Linked DNA regions of Homo sapiens: region 2 is linked to region 1. Evidence: read pairs that join two places in POLR2A ChIA-PET (ENCODE). Cell type or tissue: endothelial cell of umbilical vein. All regions are shown on one strand. Links, peaks and the distances in the headings refer to the core of each region. The heading gives the core; the rest is flanking DNA.

The links. Peaks named below come from ENCODE experiments on the same cell type or tissue, not always from the same donor. Only the 100,000 strongest peaks of a DNase experiment are listed, where the experiment ranks them.
Region 2: POLR2A ChIA-PET joins it to region 1 with 5 read pairs; 2 of 35 experiments call an interaction of 5 or more read pairs at or near these places.

What each region holds. Positions count from the first base shown.
Region 1 is chr17:55,810,614-55,819,019 of GRCh38, forward strand. It overlaps a transcript of PCTP not described here. Among named protein-coding and RNA genes, the nearest start is that of PCTP, 64 kb to the left of the region's middle. In endothelial cell of umbilical vein, for the core only: no CTCF peak of the experiment used is centred there; a DNase peak (open chromatin) is centred at 3,998.
Region 2 is chr17:56,007,628-56,016,033 of GRCh38, forward strand. No RefSeq gene overlaps it. Among named protein-coding and RNA genes, the nearest start is that of ANKFN1, 140 kb to the right of the region's middle. In endothelial cell of umbilical vein, for the core only: no CTCF peak of the experiment used is centred there; no DNase peak of the experiment used is centred there.

The sequences.
Region 1 (8,406 bases), core at 2,105-7,104:
CCTCTCACTGTTTACCCATATCCAGTTCATGAGACTTGTAGGAGCTCCCTGTGGATGTAGTATTTGGAAAAAAGATTTTGGATAACTGTGTCAACCTGTTGGGATGCTTCCCTAAGAGTCCACTAGAGGAAACCATAGTCAGGAGGGAAATTGGGGTTTAAAATTTAAACGCAGAACTATGTGTTGAGCTAATGGGGCAACACTAGGATAAAACAATAGCTGGGCAGTGAGAGTTAGTGGCTTAATGACCAGGAGAATAAAAGCAAGAATTGCTGTATGGAGCAGGAGAAATTAGGCAGTTTAAGCCATCTTAAAACCTTGGATTTTTCTTTTATTGCAGAGTTACACCCAAGCTGCCAGAGTTCTTTAAAGACATCAGGGGAGGCCGGATAGTTGTTCCAAGCTATTACCCATCTATAGAATGCCCTTCTCTCCCTATTAATTACTTCGATTTCTACATTTTCTGCATGGCCTACCTCTAATATTTTCTTCTGCAGAGAATTGTTCTTAGCCACTCAGACTATAGGAATCATGCTCAGTTGTCATATATTTCAAACAGTTCTGTGTCACCATTTCCTTTGTTACATACAAAGTCTTTCCTCCAAATAGAATATAAACCAGTTATAGAGAGGCAAAAACATGATGCCTTTCGAAAATCCTAAAGGCCTTAGCAAATCAATTATTATCATTATAGCAAACACATATCTAGCACTTACTATGTTCTCTTCCAAGCACTTTTCACATATTATCTCATTTAATCCTGACAACCAACTATGCAGTATTTCCTATTGTCATTTTATTTTACATATGAGGAAACTGAGTCCTAGGCAGTGTAAGAGATAGTCCCAAGGTTACTCTGCTTAAAACAGAGATCTCTCACCCAGAACAATTTCTCATTGGCACCTTCACTTTGCTCGGCTGCCAAAAAAGTAGATATTGACGTGGAATCTGAATACAGCACCTGGCTGGAGAGCATTGCCTGTCTGATGATTCACACTTTTAAATAAAAATAATAAAACCCTTGGCTGGACAGCTTCACTTCCACAGTCCAGCTGGGATGTCGTCACTGTGGTTCCAAAACACACTTGGGTGATATTTCAGCTTGAATAAGTGTCATTTGCACATTCAGTTGTGAAAATTCTGCACGGAGGTCTTGTGATCACACTCCTTGTCAGGCATCTGCCAAAAGCTTGCTAATGTTTTGGCTCCCTTGTCCTGCTGGTTTTTGCTGGAAGTGACCTAGAGGAGCGTGGGATGCCTTCTCCTTTAGTTGAAACCCAAGTTAAAATGGGACAATCTGGGTGAGTGACCCAAACCTGAGTCCTGATTCAACCATTATTTACTGAGCACTCAGTATGTATCAAGCATTTTCCTGTATTTTATTACATTGAATCTTCCTGGTAGCGCTCTGAGGTGGGTGTTGTGATCTGTATTTTACAGATGTGGAAGTAGATTCAGATGTGAAAGTAACTTGCCAAAGGCCATTCAGTGAGTAGAACTAAAGAGATCTGATTCCAGGTTTCCTGCCCTCATCTCCATATCAAGGTGCTTCTAGTTCACTTTGAGGTGAATAAAGTAAAGAATGGAGGGGTAATATAATAGAGATGATAATAATAATAATTACAAACATCACTACCAACATTTCTTAAGTCTGCACTGTGTGCCAAGCACTATGGGAATACCTTACAGGCATCACTTCATTTTACCCTCACAACACCCATAAGAGGTAGTAGGCACTAGTATTTCCCCCATGGTACAAAGAAGGAAAATGATGCTTAGAGACGTTAAGCAGGTTAGCAAATGATGTGCCAAGTTTTAAGCCCAGACATTCTGTTGCCAAGGCTTGCTACAACAGCTGTATGAAAACATGCAATGTGGGAGTGCCAGATTAGATTCCTCACCTGCCCCATATCTTCAAAGAAAGCACCAAGAGAAAGTGTGAGGTCAATGATTTGAAAAAATTAATCAGACTGTCAACATTTCCAGTGGAGCCCATTCAGCCAAAGTCACCATTTTCAACGTTAACCTCCATGTTGCAAGGCTGACTTAGGAACGTTACACTCACAGACTCTGAGGAAGATGATGGATTTGTTGAGATGGAGCCTCACCTGGCTTGGAGCCAGGATGTCCAGGCTAAATCTGTGTCATTTAGTCCTTTTCACCCCATCTTATTGGGAGTAAGCTGGAAAGAAAATTCGGGTGCTTTGCCAAGGCTTTGGGAATTCACAGCCCTGTCACTCAGAGATGAGAAGGATCCTTTAGTTAGAAAAAGTTCTCAGTCACCCCTTCTGGAAGATAATCAGTGATGTGCCTTTCCGCAGTCATGAGAGTTATCACTCCTCCCCACGGGGAGAGTGGGCAGTCACGGTGAATCCTGGAAATGGGAGCTGCTCCCAGAGTGATTGAGAACAGAACTGAACTCAGTTCCTCACTTCTTGGTACCAAAGGGGTTGGGTTGTGCCTTGCAAAGGGAGAGCAAGAATGAAAAGAAGAGTAGAATGAGGTTTCGTTTTATATCCAGTAATCAACACACCAAATTAAAAATGAGCAGGGCAGTTTTGTGTGTGCTTGTGATTTGTTACACTGTTTTCCTTTCCTCTCTTATTTAAAAAATGCTATTTAAACAATATTATAATGACATTAAAAGAAGTACGTTATTTATTTATTTATTTTGAGACAGCACCTTGCTCTGTTATCCAGGCTGGGGTGCTGCGGTGGTGCGATCTCGGCTCACTGCAACCTCTGCCTCCCATGTTCAAGTGATTCTCCTGCTTCAGCCTCCCGAGTAGTTGGGATTACAGGTGTGCACCAACATTTTTGTGTTTTCAGTAGAGACAGGTTTTTTTGTGTTTCAGTAGAGACAGCTAATTTTTGTGTTTTCAGTAGAGACAGGGTTTCATCATGTTGGCCAGGCTTGTCTCGAACTCCTGATCTCAGGTGATTTGCCTGCCTTGGCCTCCCAAGGTGCTGGGATTACAGCTGTGAGCCACCGTGCCTGGCCAGAAGTTTAATAAAGAAAATATTCACATTCCACTTGTAGAATACAGCATAGTCTTTGCTCGTGCATCATCTATTCTTATGTAACTGTAATCAGACAATAGAGTGAGCATTTTTCCATGTTGTCCCATATTCCTTAAAAATATTCCTTGCTGGGCATGGTGGCTCACGCCTGTAATCCTAGAACTTTGGGAGGCTGAGGCCAGAGGATCTCTTGAGCCCAGGAGTTCAAGACCAGCCTGGACAATATAGTGAGACCTTGTTTTTACTAAAAATAAAAACATAGCCGGCCATAGTGGCACATGCCTGTGGTTCCAGCTACTCAAGTGGCTGAGGTGGGAGGATCACTTGAGCCTGGGAAGTCAAGGCTGCAGTTATGAGAGATTGAGAGATCGTGTCACTGCACTCCAGCCTGGGTGACAGAGGAAGGAAGACCCTGTGTCAAAAAAAAAAAAAAGAAAAATTGTTTCAAAAGAGAATTCAATGCGTCGATTACAAAGCCTATTGCTTCTTTCCTTTCTTAATTTTGCTGACACTCTGATATTTTAATCTCCATTCTAGAGTGTGAGCTTATTCATATCCATTCTAGAGGAAGGAGGAGGTTTGAAAATGAAGGGACATGCACATTTGTCTACCCTGTCATGTGTTAATGGTTCCCATTAATAACAAAATAGATGAGGATTAGATAAGAGGAGAAACAGAAGAAAAAAAGATCAAAAGTGTTCACTAAAATGAGTTGTATTCTAGTTATTTTCAATTTTAGGAGAACCAAGGTGAAAAAATGCACTAACCAGCTGACAAACAGCTCTGCCCTCCGGAGGCTTGGCAGACACTGAGCAGCTGCTCCTGGGGCCAGGCACCTCTGGCTGTGCCAGCAGCTGTGCCAAGGCTGAACAAGGTCGGGGGGAAAGAAATGCTTCACATACCTTTGGATTTGTTTAGTCATTGACGCAGGAAATAGGTCTGTGTCGCTCAGCTGGTAGCATCATTGCGTTTGCCTGGAAGGTCAAGGGTTCAAGAACCACACTAGAAAGTTGGCAGCTTCCCGAAGCCAATGCTTGCACTGTCATGGAAGGCAGGTGGTGGTGAACACTGGAGAAAGGAATGCTCTCTCTGCATGTCCCAGGGAAATGGGGCTCACAGGGGCAAGACAGACACAACACCACTCAGTTTACTTTGACCCATAAGCTTCAAAGTACTCCTGTGTGGAACTAGCAGAACTGTCATCCAGGGGACAGGATTGTGTCATAGACAACTCTAGAAGACAAGCGGAGTTTGGGGCTCTCTGATGCATGCTCTACCATCTTTTTTACTGAACCCTCAGCTCAGCCTCTGTTTCAGCTTTGAGAAACTCAGAAACCAAGAACAGTGAAAAATTGTGGCAGATCCTCAGGAAGAAAAGAGGCCCACACTTACTGAGTAAACTAAGCCTGGAATTCAGGTCTACAGCCCAGTAGAATAATCTCTTTGTAAACTTCTCTAAAATGCTTATGTGCATTGCTGCTTGGAAGTTCAATGTTATGCACAAAAGCAATTTACTATAATATTTAAGATATTTAAATTAGTTTAAGAGTTTAAAAAGCATGATTATATTTGAAATTATTGGGAATTATTTATAGTAAATACACTTGATAATTTTGCTTTTGGCTAAATATTGGAAATTTGGGGAAATAATCCAAAAAATGATAGTAGAGAGGGAGTTCAGCAAAGGTAAATGTGGAAATACATCTTTTAAAATTAATCAAGCCCACTCCGCTAAAAGATAGATCACTTAAGCCTGAAATACAATTTATCTGCCTAAAGAATTTCTATGGCAGCAGGTGTGGCCTGAACAACAGTGCACACCTGAGCTGTTTGTGCATGGAGTAACATTTTGGCTTACAAGTTACCACAGGGCTAATTGTTGCTTATTTATTTCGTGGGCTGCTCTGATCCTAGATACCTTTGTCCCTGGAATGTGGGAGATTGAGTAGGTGTGGGGATGGTGCTCTTCGGTAAAATTGTCTTTAGACTGGAGAAGGTACAGTAACAGGCAGCTTCTTGTTAGTCTAAAGGAAAAAAATCCCTGACTCCTTTCCCCTTTAAATAAAACACCTTGCTTGCAACCAGCTATAAGAGAGGTTTGAGGTTGGCTTGCATCGGGAACCTGCCAACAGGTTCAAGTCTGATGTTCCTACTCCCAGGACATCTTTTGCTGTCTTATCATGAGTTTTTTATTTATTCAGTTATTAGGAGCTGTCTTTCTGCTCCTACCCTCAGAGACCTAAACAAGACCTCTCATCTTTTGAAACCAAAGACAGAGTGAAACAGTCCCCAAAGAAAGGAAATCCTACAAAGTCTAATGGAAGTTACACAGTTTTGGATTTCCCTTGGCATTTCGTGGTACCTGTCTCTAGTCCTTAGTGCTGTCTACCTGAAATTACTAACATTTCCTCTCTTCATGAGGACAAGGTTCTTCTTCTTTAATTTTTTAACAGCTTTATTGAGATATCATTCACATATCTCACATACGATTCACCCATTTAAAGTATATGCTTCAATGGCTTTTATTATATTCACAGACTTGGGCAGCCATCATCTTAATCAATTTTATAACATTTTCATGATCACCCCCAAAGAAATCCCAAATGTTTTAGCCAACATTCTCCAATCCTCCTGTCTTCCCAGGTCTAGGAAACCACTAATGTAATTTTTGACTCTATGAAATTGTCTGGATATTTCTCTATGAAATATTCTGGATATTTCATACAAATGGAATCAAGGCTCTCTTTAAGCATCCTACTATTCTTCTACAGAGCCTGGCCAAAAACCTGGTACCTAGTAGGCCTTTTAGCAAGGCTATATTAGTTACTTGATTTAGGTATATTAAATGACTCTTTTAGGATCAATATAGCTCATGAGTGGGTAACTGGATAGTCCTAGATGAAAGACCTCATATGCCATTACCCATGGCGTGTTAATGGTCTGGACAGTATCAGAATGAAAAGACAGCCTATGAGTCATAGCTTCCCCTAGGTGAGGTCCCACAGACATGGCCCCCTGTACTACTTGTCTGTTCAATGATATAACACGGACGCCATCAGCTCAACAAATCAGAAATCGATTCCCTAGAAGACTGGAGTTCTCTTATAAGTTGGCACACCACGGTGTGTGTTAACAGGCAATAACACTAAAATGCACTAAAGACCATGTAATTTATTCCCAACATGCTGTTATTCTTTCCAAAACATTAGCTTTGGAGCAGAACGTTTGCTAAATGTTGTCTTTATTTCCAAAGCTTGGGGTAAAGATCATATGCAACCAATGACTGAGAGATAATTGGCCACTTTACAGTTTTAACCTCAAATGAACTCCCCCGTCTGAGTAAATTTCCTGGTAAAAGATCCCATTTTAATAGAATGTGAAAGCTGCAAGAAAGATGGAGCTTACAGATCACAGTATGGTCTGTTAGATAAATGACCAGGAGTAATATTTCTTAAAACCACATTTTGTAGACAGAGTTAACAGAAAACCCAGGAAAAAAATACCCAGTGGTTCAGCATTCTCGCTTAAATGAAAATAGCATGTGTGTTTTCAGCTCAAGTTGTGCCAGGGCTTGGAGGGAAATTGGCAAGGATTAAAACCAAGAGTCTTTTGGGGGTTGTTGGGTATTGTCATCCTGGACCTGACCTCACAGCTTTCTCTCTTGGAGGAGAAGGCAAAAAGTAGCTGTGCTAAAACTTTGCTCTAAGAGTTGCCACAGAGTCCAGAAAGTTCCTCTTCTTGCAGTTGGCTTATTTTCACTGAGCTGGCATTGAGCCAGAAGTCAAGTTATTATTTTGTTTAATAGCTGAAGAAATGACCATCTTGTGCTTTTTAACCTAAAGGTGGCCTTGACTGCAGATCCCTGGATGTGGGGAAGCACCTAAGAAGGTCAGTTCTTCCGGTAGAATGGGAGGGTGCTCCTGCTGTGCATTTAAAGTGAGGTCCTTGGTTTCCTCCTTTGGATTATCATCTTTGGTGAGGTTTGCCTTATGGAGAACTGATGACTGTGAGTTGTCATGTACAAAGTGGAAAAGTAGCTTTATTGTCTGAAGCTCAAATTTCACAGGCTTGCACTCCTTGGTTTAGAATTCAGATTCCTCAGTTTGAAAGAGAACAAGAAAATGTCGCACCTTTTAATCTATTTGGGCAGAAAGAAAATTTAAATCTAGTCAGAGAGGGTATCTGTCTACAAGAGCTCATCCCAAAGATTTCAATTAGTTATTCAAGAAACCATGGCTAAGAACACACTATGAGCCAGGAACTCTCCTGGGTCCTAGGGGTTACAGAGGAAAACTAACCATGACTCTACCTTGAAGGGCTCACAGTTTATTGGTGATTGGTCATAGGGGAGAGGGAGAGGGAGTAAGACCTAAGTTTGGTGAGTACCATGATACAGGTATGTACAGGATATGATGCAGCACAGCTTGGGGTGGGTCAGAAAGACTTTTCATGAGAAACGAATCCAAGGTTGGGTCTCAAAGTAAGAATAGAAGTTAGCCAGGCATCTGGAAGTTCACAGTTGCATGGGGGAGGCAGTTGGCTGAGATAGAGGGAAAAAGCACAGAAACGGAGATCGCATGATGTGATTCAGCATGTCTTGGGTGGGTAGGCATGTATTTTTTGAAAGATGAGGTCAGAGAAGTTGGCAGAGGCCAGATCAATAGCAGCCTTGGGTTTTAAACAAGACCACTTTCCTAGCTCCTCCTGGCTATTCCAACATGGCAACTGGTGCCCTGAGTTCTATCTCAGCATTTGTCACTGTGTGAGTATCACTCTTTTTTGCTCTAAGCAGATAGATCTTGCAGATCTGTAAAAAATTCTGGTTTTTCCACTTACTATGTATGTAATCTTGGACAAACTACTTAGCTATGTGGAGGCTCTGTTTTCTCTTCTGTAAAATGGGTCAAACAAAAAACAACTTCATAGGGTTATTGTGAGTATTACTAGGATCAAACAAGAACAATGACTGGCATGAGAAAAAAGTGGTCATGAAATATTTGTGGAATTAAATTGGGTACAGGAGTGAAAAGGAAATTCTTCTGTCTGGAAAATAGCCTTTAGCTTTCCAAACACCAGTAGCTGCCAAAGCAGTGTAGGACACCTGGAAAGAGGTAGAAAAGAGATCCGAACCATGAAGAAGAGTGACAGGAAGCCACAGACCCCAAAACTAGAAGATGGTAAGCCAGTGAAGCAGATCAAAGTGGGAGGGGTGCATCTTGTGCCAGAACAGCAAGGGCACGGTCAGAAGGGTGGCCAGGAGGGAGGAGGTGGCAGATGCTGGCTCACAGGGCACTTCAGGGAGTGAATGCATGGCAGCCTGTGGCTTCCTCTTTCCTGATGTTGTCCTGGTGTCCTACCAGGCTCTGGAAAGAAATCAAAAAAAAA
Region 2 (8,406 bases), core at 1,252-6,251, 200 kb after region 1:
GCTTCTGCACAGCAAAAGAAACTACCATCAGAGTGAACAGGCAACCTACAACATGGGAGAAAATTTTCGCAACCTACTCATCTTGACAAAGGGCTAATATCCAGAATCTACAATGAACTCCAACAAATTTACAAGAAAAAAACAAACAACCCCATCAAAAAGTAGGCGAAGGACATGAACAGACACTTCTCAAAAGAAGACATTTGTGCAGCCAAAAAACGCATGAAAAAATGCTCACCATTACTGGCCATCAGAGAAATGCAAATCAAAACCACAATGATATAGCATCTCACACCAGTTAGAATGGCAATCATTAAAAAGTCAGGAAACAACAGGTGCTAGAGAGGATGTGGACAAGTAGGAACACTTTTACACTCTTGGTAGGACTGTAAACTAGTTCAACCATTGTGGAAGTCAGTGTGGCGATTCCTCAGGGATCTAGAACTAGAAATACCATTTGACCCAGCCATCCCATTACTGGGTATATACCCAAAGGACTATAAATCATGCTGCTATAAAGACATATGCACATGTATGTTTATTGCAGCACTATTCACAATAGCAACGACTTGGAACCAACCCAAATGTCCAACAATGATAGACTGGATTAAGAAAATGTGGCACATATACACCATGGAATACTATGCAGCCATAAAAAATGATGAGTTCATGTCCTTTGTAGGGACATGGATGAAATTGGAATTCATCATTCTCAGTAAACTATCGCAAGGACAAAAAACCAAACACTGCATACTCTCACTCATAGGTGGGAATTGAACAATGAGAACATATGGACACAGGAAGGGGAACATCACACTCTGGGGACTGTTGTGGGGTTGGGGGAGGGGGGAGGGATAGCATTAGGAGATATACCTAATGCTAAATGACGAGTTAATGGGTGCAGCACACCAGCATGGCACATGTATACATATGTAACTAACCTGCACATTGTGCACATGTACCCTAAAACTTAAAGTATAATAATAATAAAATAAAAAATAAATAAATAAAAATAAAAATAAATAAATAAATTAGTAAGCAATCATAGGTAAGAAAATTGTTAAATCTACATATCTGCTCTTAAAACTGGTAAAGGAATGACATATAGATTAGAGATAGATTCACTGATTATTTAATGCTGCTGCTTTTAGGGAGCCTTCTTGGGTACTTTTTTGGAAAGAGAAGATAATTTTAGTGGATTTCTTACATGGTCACCCAAGACACTGTTGGTAGAATTTACAAGTTGCCCACATCTTCCATTATGACCATCGGATCAGAAGTTCTCTAATGATTTCTTTAGCCACAGGGTCACATAAAAGGCCAACGGAGTTACGCCTGTAAATGCTTGTCAGCAATAACTGATATCTCCCTTAGCAACAGCAAATGATTTTGACTTCCAATTTGCCTGAGCAGACAAACATTATCTTTGATAAATACTTAATTCCTATCAGGATTTTTGAAATCCTGAACATTGACATTTCCTGGAATTCCTCCAGTCTCTCTGAAGACCCAGGCGGGGAACAGCCCCTCTATGGTCTCCAAGTTGGCAAAGAGTAGCTGTGAAGTTGAACGTGGGTGAGATTAAAACAATGGGCAAAGGAATAAATGGAACCCTCACTGCCATATTTCTTGCTGGATATATAATAATATAGCAGTATTTATCTTATAGCCTGGATCCATTAATTTTGACCTCAGATTGAATAATTCTGTAAGGAAGTACTTACATCCACTGCAGGAGACTGAGACAGGCCTCTAGCAGCAATAGCAAAGCTGGAGCATGCCACGGCTGGGTCCCAGATGCCAGAGCTGGAATAGGTAAATAGCTGGAAGAAGAGTGGCAGGACTAAATTCACTAGTGCCATCAAGTTCAAAGAGTGTGCACAAATAAGACAGCTAAGCAAGCCAAAAAATCAAAAGCTGAGACACAAACAAGAAAAAAGGATGAGCAGCAGAAGTAGAAATTAGATGATAAAATGTAGAAAATGTTCAGCGAAAAGCAAAAAGAGGCCCTTTTATTGCAATGGCTCCAATGGCATAGTGAATGGAGAGTCTGCCCGGTTTAAAGACTGGAGCCAAGGTCAAACAGCATGCACTGTGTTCACATGTCCATACCTCTCTCTCCCTGTGCAACGCTAGCTCAGGAGGTTATGCTGCATTTGCTTTAAAAGACAGTAACTCCCCATACCTGCTCACCAACACACCAGACTCAGCATCTTACCCTATAGGAATAGCCACACATAGTGTTAAACCAAAAACCAAGGAGTTGTGTTGCCCCCGATCTCCAAACACTAAATATGAGCTGCTTTCTGTGTCTTAAACCAAATGCTAGTATTAACTTGTTCTCTCATTTGAAAAGAGGAAATGATGTGAAATGGATTTGACTCAAGAGGAAGCTGAATGCAGGACTATAGGTGTCCTCACCGGAGGAGCTGGTGTGAGATTCAGTTGAAAAGCCATAAGTGCTGTTAAAAAAAAAGTATTTATCTTAGCCAAAGGATTAAAGCTGGCATAGAGCATAAACCTGGTTATCCCCAGTATGTCACACTTTACATTTGCGTAGGAGCTTAATAATGCTCTCACCTGAGTCATTGCATTTGGGTTCATATGGCAACTCTGTGAAAGAGACAGGAAAGTGACTGGTAACCACATTAGAGGACAGCCACAGCAGGAGTGAGGAGCTGCCACTTTGCTGCCTCTATAGAGGAGGAATGCCAGTCCACATTTCTCAGTGCAGAGCTTCATTTCCTGGCCTGGGATGTCAGGGGAAAGGGTTGACCTGGAGTCCTGGCATTCTACTTCCCATGGCAATCCTCACGCTCATCTTAGCCCCACTGCAGCTGTTGCTATGCTCCTCTCCCAGAGCTGGAATTTGTTCAGCCCTTGCCAGAGATTACAAGAGTCAGAATGAGCTGGTGGTGTCAGGTTGCACCCCTGGCCATAATAGAGGGACAATCCCATCCAATACCCTGTGAGACAGCCCAGCTGTTGCCCGAATCCCTTCCTCTGGAGTCCAAGATACTGTGCATTCTCTGAGACCCCACACTTTCCTGGGCATAAGACTGTCAAACAGAGTCTATCTAATATCATTCACCAGCTGACTGGGGTTTGCTCTACACTTGGCTGGTGACAACCACCAGGTCTCTGGGTATGGGGTTCTGTCCCTGTTCTCTGGTACCTAAGCACTGCAGAGCACATGAACCCATCGAGCTTATTGCCTGGGAATGGTCCTAGGTCTTCATATCCTTGCTGGGACAGAGTCCTCACAGGATGAAAGTCTCTCTGGACATTCAGTGCTCTCTGGCCTAGAACAGAAGCTCCCCTGCCATCATTCAGATTTGGTCTTGATCTACCAGCCCCCAGTAAAGGCTCTGGAGGGATAGAGCTAGATCCTGCATTCTCACATTCCTATGAGCTCTTATAAGTTCTTGCCTCATTCTAAGTTTGGTCTTTCTTTTATTCTTTCATGTTTTCAAACTTAAATATTGTTTAGGTTCACTTAAAAGGAAAAAGATTTTCACAGACCCTCAATATTGCCTCAAATTATTTTTATTATTAAAGTATATTTAAGGTTTTGAAGTACTAATTTACATTCTTTATCAGGAAACTCATCTCTCTCTCTTGAATATCATCTACCACTAATGCTTTCTTTCAAGTCTGGAATGGGGAAGAAGGGGAGTATAATGTAGGAGAAAAAAAGAGAAGAAAGTCTTTTCAAATGAGAGAAATACTTGCAGAAGCCCTAGATAGATAAGAAAATTAAAAAAAAAACAAGCTCTAACAAAAACCTAGCCTATTCTGACCCAAGAGATTGTGGGAAGAAGGGAAAGGTCAGGGAGCAGTCGGAGGTGGAGAGGACATAGCCCCACTTAACATTTGGGAGTTTGGAAGGAAGTCACCTTGCAGGCACACCAGTCTGGGGGTGAGTTAATCAAAGGTCATTTGGTTTCGTGTAAGCAATGTTTCTCAAAGCGAAGTCAACAGACTAGCATCATCATTACAGTCCTACTAAATCAGAAACTTGAGGTGGGGACCAACAATCTCTGTTTTAATGAGCTTTATCATTAAATTAGCTATTTTGCTGCACACCATAATTTGAGATGTAGAGGAAGGACCGATATTTAGCACTCCCAAATTTCTATCCACTTCTGCTTGCCTTTAAAGGGGAGGATGCATAATATATCTGAGTGGAGAGCTGTGAGACTACCATGAAGTCTGTGGTATTGAGAGGTGAAATAGAAACCCTAAGCCATGGGCCAGCTGTAGAGTGGGGGGTAGAATGTTGGAGGCCTATGCAGCATAAGACATATCAAAGATGAAACTGAGTCATGTTGGGAAAACTCATAGGCCAAGGCAAGAGAGACCAGATCCTGTGGCACACCACAGGTGGGCTTCACAGCAGGCCAAGGCAGGATGCTCAGGGATAGAACTAGTGGTGCTTGAAGGGAACAAACCAGCCCTGCCACTATGCAGCAAGTATAAATGTCTGCTCTGCAGACTCTAAGACCTCTGTCATCCATTGCCATCAGCCACATACCCTCCTCCAGACACCCAGATGCTATCAAAGAGAAGATCTGGGAGAGAGAAAGGAAATGTAAAAGAATGCATATATTACCTAAAAATGTCAAGAACTTATCTAAAAAGGCTTTTGTTTTGGCATTGAATTAAGTTGAATAAATTAGACTATATTTTTGTTTTTTCTTCCGCAATTCAATGGATGGGGGCTCATAAAGAAGACCATATCAGCTACAGAGAAATATGAGATATTGTATTTCTTAGTATATCTGAGTAAAGTACAAATAAATCTACAAACTTGAGATATTGTATTTCTTAGTATATCTGAGTAAAGTACAAATAAATCTACAAACTTGACTTTCTATAACATTACTTCAGTCTGTATGGCCAGTAAACAAGTTGTAAAATCATTTTGCTTACAGCTTATCCATAATGATAAAATCAAAATAAATTTTAAAACTTCAGATCAAAAACATTCATAGAATATGGTAGATATTGTTTTGTTTTGTTCACCCATGATTTCTTTCTATTATCATAACTGAAATCTTCAGTAATGATTCTAGAATTCAAGTGGGTAAAAACACTCTAAGTCAAATGAAAATCCTTTTAAAAAACATTCTTAAGTATAAGGAAAGTGCACAAATCACAAGTATACATATCAATGATCTTTTCACATATTGAATGTATAATGCAACAACCATCCTGGTCAAATGGTCAAAAATAGAACTTTATGAGAATTCTAATAGCCCAATTCCATACCCTTCCCCAATCACTATGCTTCTTTTCCACCCAGTCTTAGTTCATTTGTGTTGCTTGAAAGGAGTACCTGAAATGGGGCAATTTATAAAGAAAAGAGGTTTATTTGGCTCACAGTTCTGCAGGCTGTGCAAGAAGCACAGCTCCAGCATCTGCTGCTGTTGAGGGCCTCAGGCTGCTTCCATTCATGGTAGAAGGCAAAGGGGAGCCTACGTGTGCAGGTCACATGGTGAGAGAGGAAGTAAGAGAGGGAGGTGGGTGGTGCCAGACTTTTTTAAACTACTCACTCTTGGAAACAGAGTGAGAACTCACTACTGTGAGGACAGCACCAAGCCATTTATGAAGGATATTCCCCCATGACTCAAACACCTCCCATTAGGCCCTACTTCCAACGTGGGGGATCATATTTCAACATGAGGTTTGGGGGAACAAACATCCAAAGTACAGCACTCCATATATTAGATTTCATTTTTGTTAAGTTAAATAAGTAGAAGCATACACTATATACACTTTCAGGTCTGGATTATCTCATTCGAAATAATACCTATTGTTTTGTGCAACTATAGTTTTTCCATTTTCCTAGCTGTGTAATATTCCTTTTTATAAATATGTCACATTTGTGGATATTTGGGGTTGTTTCCAGATTTTTAGTTATTATGGAAAAATCCTGCTATGAACATTATTTTATGTCTTTAATCTATACAGTCACACATTTCTATTGGGTGGAATAGCAGTGAAATTGCTAGGTCATAGGGGGTGTGTGTTTAGTTTAGTAGATAATGCAACACTATTTTCCAAAGGAGTTTTACGGATTTATATTACCACCAGTTTATAGGAATTCCCTTTGCTACACATCCTTTAAACATTTGGCATTATTGTTGGAGTTTTATCTTTTGATTATTTTTGCAGTATCGTATGGTTTTAATTTCCATCTCCATGAATAGATTGAAGTAGGATTTCCTTGTGGTTGTAATTGCATTTCCTTGATTACTTTTGAAGATAAGCCCTTTTAAATATTTGTATTGCCTTTTGAATATTCTCTTCTGAGAAGAGCCTGTTCAACTGTCTTGCCCATTTTTACAATGTGTTGTGCTTTCTTATTGATTTGTGGGTATTATATATCATGGATAAAAATGCTTTGTCAATTATTTGTGCTGCAGATATTTTCTCCTGGTTTATGACTTACATGAATCAAATATTTATATTTCTTATTTATAAATTAGAAATATTTAGGATATTTAGAAATATTTACTTTCTAATTAAATATTTAGATGACTAGAAGTTCATAATTTTAACAAAGTTCAGTATCCATCATTAGAAATCTACCCTATCTCGAAGTCATGAAAATATTCTATTTTATCTCCCAGAAACATTTTTGCTTTACACAGCTAGATCTACAATTCTTCTGGAATTTATTTTTGTGTATAGTATGAAAAAAGGGCTGAGTTTCTTTTTCTCCTATGGCTATCCAATTGACACAGAATCACTTATTGAAAACTCAATTCTTGTCGCCATTGCTCTGCTGGGGCTAATTTTATTATAAATCAAGTGTTGACTGGGTGCAGTGGCTCACACCTGTAACCCCAGCACTTTGGGAGATGAAGCAGGTGGATCACCTGAGGTCAGGAGTTCAAGACCAGCCTGGCCACCATGGTGAAACCCTGTCTCCTCTAAAAATACAAAAATTAGCCAGGCATGGTGACAGGTGCCTGTAATCCCAGCTCCTCAGGAGGTTGAGGCAGAATTGCTTGAACCTGGGAGGCAGAGGTTGCAGTGAGCTGAGATCACGCCACTGCACTCCAGCCTGGGCGACAGAACCAGACTCTGTCTTGAAATAAAAATAAATAAATAAATAAAGTATTGATTTTTGTGGTTCTATTTGTGGAGTCTCTATATTGCTTCACTGGCCTATTGATAAGTCCTTGCACTAGTGTGCACTGTCTTAATTGCTATGATTTTATAATAAATCTTGGTATTGATTATAGTAAATCTTTCCTACTTCTCCTCCTTCCCCTTCTTCCTTTTCCTCTGCAAGATTGTCTTGGTTATTCTTAGCCCTTTGGATATCTGGGTGAAAATTAAAGGCACCTCATCCATGATGTGCCAAAAAAGATTGTGTTGGCTATTCTTGGGACTTTTTATTTTCATGATAATTTTTAGGATCAGCTTATCAAATACAAACAGCAAAACTTCTTGGGATCTAAATTGACATTGCACTGAATCTATAGATCAGTTTGCGGAGAACTGATGTCATTACAATACTAAATGTCCCAATCCATGAGAATGGTGTTTCCCTCCTTTATTTATGGCTCCTTTATTTTCGCTCAATAAAAGTGCACAGTGTTTTGAGGTAGAGTTATTACTCATCTTTTGTTAGATTTATTCCTAGTATTTGATCTTATTAACACTATTATAAATAATCAAATGTTTTAGATGTCCTTTTCTGACCATCTGTTGTTGTTATAAAGAAATACAATGCATTTTTGTATACTGACAATGTGTCTAAAAACCTTGCTAAGTTTTTAAATTTATTCTAATGAAAATTCTTGTGTATATTCTACATGTATAATCGAGCTATCTGCAAAAAAAGACTATTTAATTTGTTATTCCCCTGACTCTATACATTTATTATATTTACTATTATTTTCAATGGCAAAAACCACAATTACTTTTGCACCAGTATGATGCCTTTTTAGCTGTGCAGGACTTCCAGTATAGTATTAAATAAAGTAGTTGACATTATTTTCTTGCTTGACTTCTCGGAAATAAACTTTTTGTCATATCTTCATTAAGTATATATTAGTTCATCATATATATTACTGATCAGTTTAAAGATGTATCCTTTGTTACTAAGCTGTTAAAAGTTTTTCTCATTAGTGGATGTTGAATTTTACTGAATGCTCTGCCTCTACTAAAATTATTATATGTTTATTTTTTTCCTTATTCTTTTATGTCTGGTTTCTTTAACACTTGGTGAATTTACTCATCTTTTTGTTACATGTAATCACCAGTTTGTTCTTTTTTATTGACAAGTAGTATAACGGTAGGTATGCAAAGTTCTTTGTTCATTCTCTTATTGATGAACATTTGAGCTGTTTCCAGTTTGGATCTGTTAAGAATAAAGCATTTGTAGACATT